Linked DNA regions of Homo sapiens: region 2 is linked to region 1. The links are chromatin loops, found by intact Hi-C in ENCODE. Cell type or tissue: IMR-90. All regions are shown on one strand. Links, peaks and the distances in the headings refer to the core of each region. The heading gives the core; the rest is flanking DNA.

Region 1 (2,828 bases), core at 159-2,658:
ATTGGGGATTCCTTTGGCAAAATGTTTATTTTGATACTGAAAACCTTTTTATTAATGGTGTTAAACCTAATTGATGGTATGGATTACGAAGAGAAAGGGAGAGAAGAATCTAGGAGTTAAGGTTTTGTTTTTGTTTTCTTTCAGAAATGGCTTAATTTCCACAAAGTACAGTTTTAGGGTTGACAGATTTTTTTTTTTAAATTTATTTCGGAAAAAAATCAAACCTAGAGAAAAGTTACAAGAATAGTACAATGAACTCCCATTTATATCTGCCGCAGATTCACCAGTTGTTACCATGTACCACATTTGCTTTGTCGTTCTTGCTCTCTTTTTATATTTGCAGAGTGGGTACAAAGTCTGGAAACAGAGATTATTATTTTATTTACAGATTGAAACTCCTTGATTACATCTTCTGCCTAGAGCAGCTATTACCAGCCTTTTTGGCACCAGGGACCAGTTTCGTGGAAGACAATTTTTCCATGAATGGTGGGGGGAGGGGATGGTTTCAAAATGATTCAAGCACATTACATTTATTGTACACTTTATTTTCCATTATTATTACATTGTAATATGTGATGAAATACTTATACAACTCACCATAATGTAGAATCAGTGGGAGCCCAGAGCTTGTTTTCCTGCTACTAGAGGGTCCCATCTTGGGGTGATGGGAGACAGTGACTGATGATCTCATCAGGCATTAGATTCTCATAAGGAGTGCACAACCTAGATCCTTTGCATGTGTGGTTCACAGTGGGGTTTGTGCTTCTGTGATAATTAAGTGTTGCCGTTGATCTGACAGGAGGTGGAGCTCAGGTGGTAATGCAAGCGACGGGGAGCGGCTGTAAATACAGATGAAGGTTCACTCACTGGCATGCCGCTCATCTCTTGCTGTGTGGCCCCATTCCTAACAGGCCATGGACTGGTACTGATCTATGGCCCCGGGGTGGGGACCTCTGGTCTAGAATATGTCAAAGATGCAAGTTTATTTAGTTAAAGTCAGTGGCAAAACATCACAGGTATGATTAAATTCAGGTTATATACAGGGATAGATGGAAATGCTATGTTAATGCACTGTGTACATTTCTAACAAGGAAACCTGACATGTTATTATCATTAACATATCAGGCATTGTTATATAATATCAAGAATCCACTGTGTAGATCTTTTTCCTCATCTCCTTTTTTTCTCTTTTTTGTTCTCTTCCTATTAAAATTATTTTTATTGTTGAACCATTTGAGAGGAGGTTGCACACATCAAGTTCCCTTACCCCTAAATACTTCAACTGATATCTCCTAATAAGGGCATATTCTTACATTAGTATGGGGGATTCAAGAAATTTAATATTGATCTTATTGTTTAATGTACAGTTCATGTTGAAATTTTTCCCATAGTGTCAATAATATCCTTTAATATTTTTCCCATTCCAATATTATACAATGCATTTTAATTATATCCCTTGTATTGTTTAATCTGAAACAGTTCTTCAGCCTTTTTAATTTTTGGGTTTTGTAGAGTACAGACCCTTTGTTTTGTAGGATGTCCATCAGTTTGGATTTGTCCAGGTGCTTCTTTGTAATTAGATTCAGGTTTTGCATTTTTGGCAAAAATCCCATGTAAGTGATGGTATATCCTCAGTGCATCACATCATGAGGCAGTACGGTGTCATTTTGACCATGTTGTTGATGTTTATTTGGACCACTTAGTTAAGGTTTTACCTGCTAGTTTTCTCTATTACAAAAGGTATCATAGTCCCCTTTGTTATTACTGAATAATCTGTTGGAGACACTTGGAGACTGAAAATTTCCTCCTCCAAACGCTTACAGAATGGTTTTAGCATTCATTGATTACTCTTGCCTGAATCACTTACTACACAGAATTGCAAAATAGTGTTTTTCTAACCATCGTTCCCTCTCCATTTATTAGTGGGCATTCTAGTCTGTTTTAAAGAAGACCTTGTCCTATTCATTTTGATATCAATATGATATAATGGATTCTTTTTTATTAAGTAGGTTGTTTTCTATTACCTGCCAGTATTCATTTTGATGTTCCAAATTAACCCACATTTGGTTAGTGGAAACTTCTTCACATTAACTCATTGGTTGTTTTAACATGCCCCCATCATTTGTTGAGCACTTTCTTGCATTCGGGACCAGTAAGATATTCCAGGCTCATCTTATGGTCATCTCCTGCTGTTGTCCTGGAATCAGTCATTACATTATTTCAAGTTTTCCTTTATTGGGTAAGAGTATTTAGAAACCAGAAACCAGGCAGCAGGTATGCTATTGATATTGGAGTTTCATTGTTTTAGAGCCTTTTGGCTTATTAACCTGAGAAATTTTGAATTTATGCTGATTCCTCGGGCAGTAGTTTGTAATTTATCTTTATAGTCCCAAAACTCCTAGGAGAAACTGTTTTCTTTGAAAGTGTTAACAATTTAAATAACTACTTTCACCGAATTCTTAATAATTCTACAGTGGTTGGGTCTTGTTTTCCAAAACATTTTAAAACAGGAGTGTGAATCCTGTTTTATATCTTTTACTTACTCAGTGAGTATGTTCATAGTGTCTTGAGCGTGGTTGATTTGTCTCGAACAAGGTTGTTGTTTATAATTATAATAATGACCCAACATTATTTTTATTACTTTCATATGATAATGAACTATTCCTGTATTTGTTATAATATTTTAGTTAATTTTGTGGAAACCTTTCTTTTAAGTGAAGTGTTGATTTTATATATTTTGTTTTTAATAACTGTTATTCTAGAAGAAACATAAACTTTAGTTTTTTTGTTTTTTTTTTTTTGAGACGGAATCTTACTCTGTCACCCAG
Region 2 (2,828 bases), core at 301-2,800, 58 kb after region 1:
ACAGTACAAGTGTTTATATTGGGAATTGGATACAATGTGATCTGTTAAAAGAAATATTCTACAACACAGCCTGTTTGATTGGGCCCCACGAGTGACTAGCCATCTTTCAGTTCCTCTAATGTTTCCTGTTCCCTTTTGTCATGGGGCTTTTGTACATGTTGTTCTCCCTGCCTAATATGTATATCTCATACTCGAGTTTGAGTATGAGACACATCCTCAGGGGAGCCTTTCCTGAACCATAAATTTAATTCAGATAAATGAACTTTCTAGTTTGGAATTATGCAAACTCATTTGCATTATGGTTTGATTAATGTCTTTTTCTTCTACTAGACTCTGAACTCTGCTAGATTAGGAATCATATCCTTTTTTTTTTTTCTGACCATGTTATCCTCTGTGCATAGTTCAGTGTTTGGAAGTACATTTATTAGAAGTAGGTGAACAATTAATAGGTTATCAGTTAATAGATGATCAACTACTGTTTGTATCAATGAAGAAATAAAATAATGAGGGAAGATAAATAAGAAATGCTGTGCTGATGTTAGTGCTGGAAATGATAAGAAACGAAAGGCTTATAGCTTTTGAGCAAAAGCCAGATTTAATCACACACTGGATTTGCACAGTACAATTGAAGTTTTATTGATACACATGTACAGTATTGAAAATACTTGCATAAAATTCCCATGGGAATGTATTATTATGACTGTTGTATTATAGCATTCATGCCCCCATCTCCTCGTATTTTTATTATGTAAGTCTGAAAGCACTAGGTTTTTAAAATGACACAGCCATCATTCAGAACATGACAAACTATATCATTTCCAGTCATCCTACTACACAGAATAAATGGAATAAAAAACGCTTGAAAGATTTTTTAAGTCTTGAAGGAAAGCAGACTTAAAATTTATACACACACACACGAAGGTGCTGTGGTTTATTCTACCAAGGGAAATTGATTTTCACTTCATCTGGAAGTGCAAACTGAATCTTGACTGATAAGGAGGTGTTCATTAAATGGCCAAAGGAATGTTTCATTTAAATGCATATTTTTACGAAAGTATATAGTGGCTTTGTGAATTGACAAATAGTGATTTGGCTGGAGGCTAGGGCAATTTGCAAGAATTTGAAAAGACAGATTGGGGCTATCCAGATTAGTTCATTGTTTGGTATGGAGGTCATCAGAAGTTTTTAAGGATATTCTGTGTTGTGAAGAACAGAAGTGCTGGAACCAGATTCCCTGAGTTTATAACCCCAAGCTCTGCCCCTTACTACGTGACCTTGGGCGTATTGCTTAATTTTTCTGTGTCTCAGTGTCTCTATTTATAAAATGGAGGTAATAATTATAGATTGCTATTAGGATTGAATGAGTTAAGACATGTCCATGCTTAGGAAAATGTCTAGTACATAGAAGAATCTCAGTAAGGCTTGGCTCTTGTTGCTATTATTGTATACATTGAGAAAACCTCAAACATTATTGTTGCATTAGTTTAACCAGAACTAGAGACACAAAGAGATTCAAGAGGTATTTTAGGGGTAAAGTTAACAAGACTTCAACTTATTTACTAATTTTGTATAACCAGAAATTTCAACTAATAATGCTGTGTGCAGTGTAAAAGCAAATTTGAAATTTGTATAACACTTACATGATTTGTAAACTTACAGATTTTAAATCTTCTAATTTGTGTTTTCTTTTAGATCTTGTAGAAAATTTCAGCTGTAGCCCTTGGACTAGAAGCTGAAATAACAGAAGCTGTGTACGATGCATTAGGGTATTGAAGAAAATTAACTTTTGAATTAAATATTTGGAATATAAGGAAATAAGGAAAGTTGACTGAAAATGGGGCGGAAGAAAATACAAATCACACGCATAATGGATGAAAGGAACCGACAGGTAAATGAAAATTTTAATTTATTTAATTGATATGAATATTCTTTTAAAAAAAGAACATAGGACAGAATGGTTGGGTTTTTCTTAAACTTAATTTTAAGTCTAAATATTTTTAGTTACAGACTAAATGAAAAATTCTAACAATCATAAAATTGTATCTTTTCATCATCTGCTTTAAAGAGACTTCCTTATTATAGATATATGTCACCAAAAATATAGATACTCAAAAGTAAAATCACCACAATCCCCACCATTACCAATCCATTGTATAGATTTCTCATAAGATATTTAGTCTTCTATGTATTTGATTATATATTTGACTGTTAGTCTTTTTTATATTGATTATTTTTAAGTTATCACATCTGTTTTTATAATTAGCTAAGTTAACTATAATTATCAGTGAATGTGTTCTAGTCAGTTAAATTTTCTGGTTAACCAATATGTAATGAGAATTTTTTATACTTATTGCAAATATTTTTAAATTTATATATGTACCTCAGTTTTAATTGATAAAATATATTGAAGTTATTTTATGGTACCAGTGTGGGTAAATCCTTACAGATTCAAGGTAATTATAATGATGCTGGTATATGAAGAGGCCAGAAGTTTTAAGTGTCTAATGTTGGCTTAACAAACTATGGTCCATGGGCTGGCCATCTGTTATTGTAAATAAAGTTTTATTAGAGCACTGTCATGCTCATTCATTTACATATTGTCTATGGCTGCTTTCGCATTATAACAACAGAATTGAGTAGTTGCCCCAGAAACTATATGGTCCATAAGCGTAAAATGTTTACTCTCTGACACTTTTAGAAAAAGTTTACCAACTCCTTAGTTCAGAAGAAAGAAGGAAAAATAATTTCATAGCATATTATAAAGGAACTACTGGAGAGATGCTATCTCTGGGAAAGTTGCGTATCAGGAGAAGTTTCAAGAACAAGTG

Evidence for each region. Hi-C counts contacts between places; a loop is a spot of excess contacts. Peaks named below come from ENCODE experiments on the same cell type or tissue, not always from the same donor. Only the 100,000 strongest peaks of a DNase experiment are listed, where the experiment ranks them.
Region 2: a loop joins it to region 1, with 1.8 times the contacts of the local background. A loop is called at or near these places in 7 of 110 quality-filtered maps.

What each region holds. Positions count from the first base shown.
Region 1 is chr15:99,573,858-99,576,685 of GRCh38, forward strand. All of the region lies in intron 1 of MEF2A (myocyte enhancer factor 2A), which reads left to right. Among named protein-coding and RNA genes, the nearest start is that of MEF2A, 9.3 kb to the left of the region's middle. In IMR-90, for the core only: no CTCF peak of the experiment used is centred there; no DNase peak of the experiment used is centred there.
Region 2 is chr15:99,631,286-99,634,113 of GRCh38, forward strand. It overlaps MEF2A (myocyte enhancer factor 2A), which reads left to right. Exons shown (of 12, transcript NM_001319206.4): 3 at 1,693-1,888. The coding sequence starts at 1,835. Among named protein-coding and RNA genes, the nearest start is that of MEF2A, 67 kb to the left of the region's middle. In IMR-90, for the core only: no CTCF peak of the experiment used is centred there; a DNase peak (open chromatin) is centred at 1,446.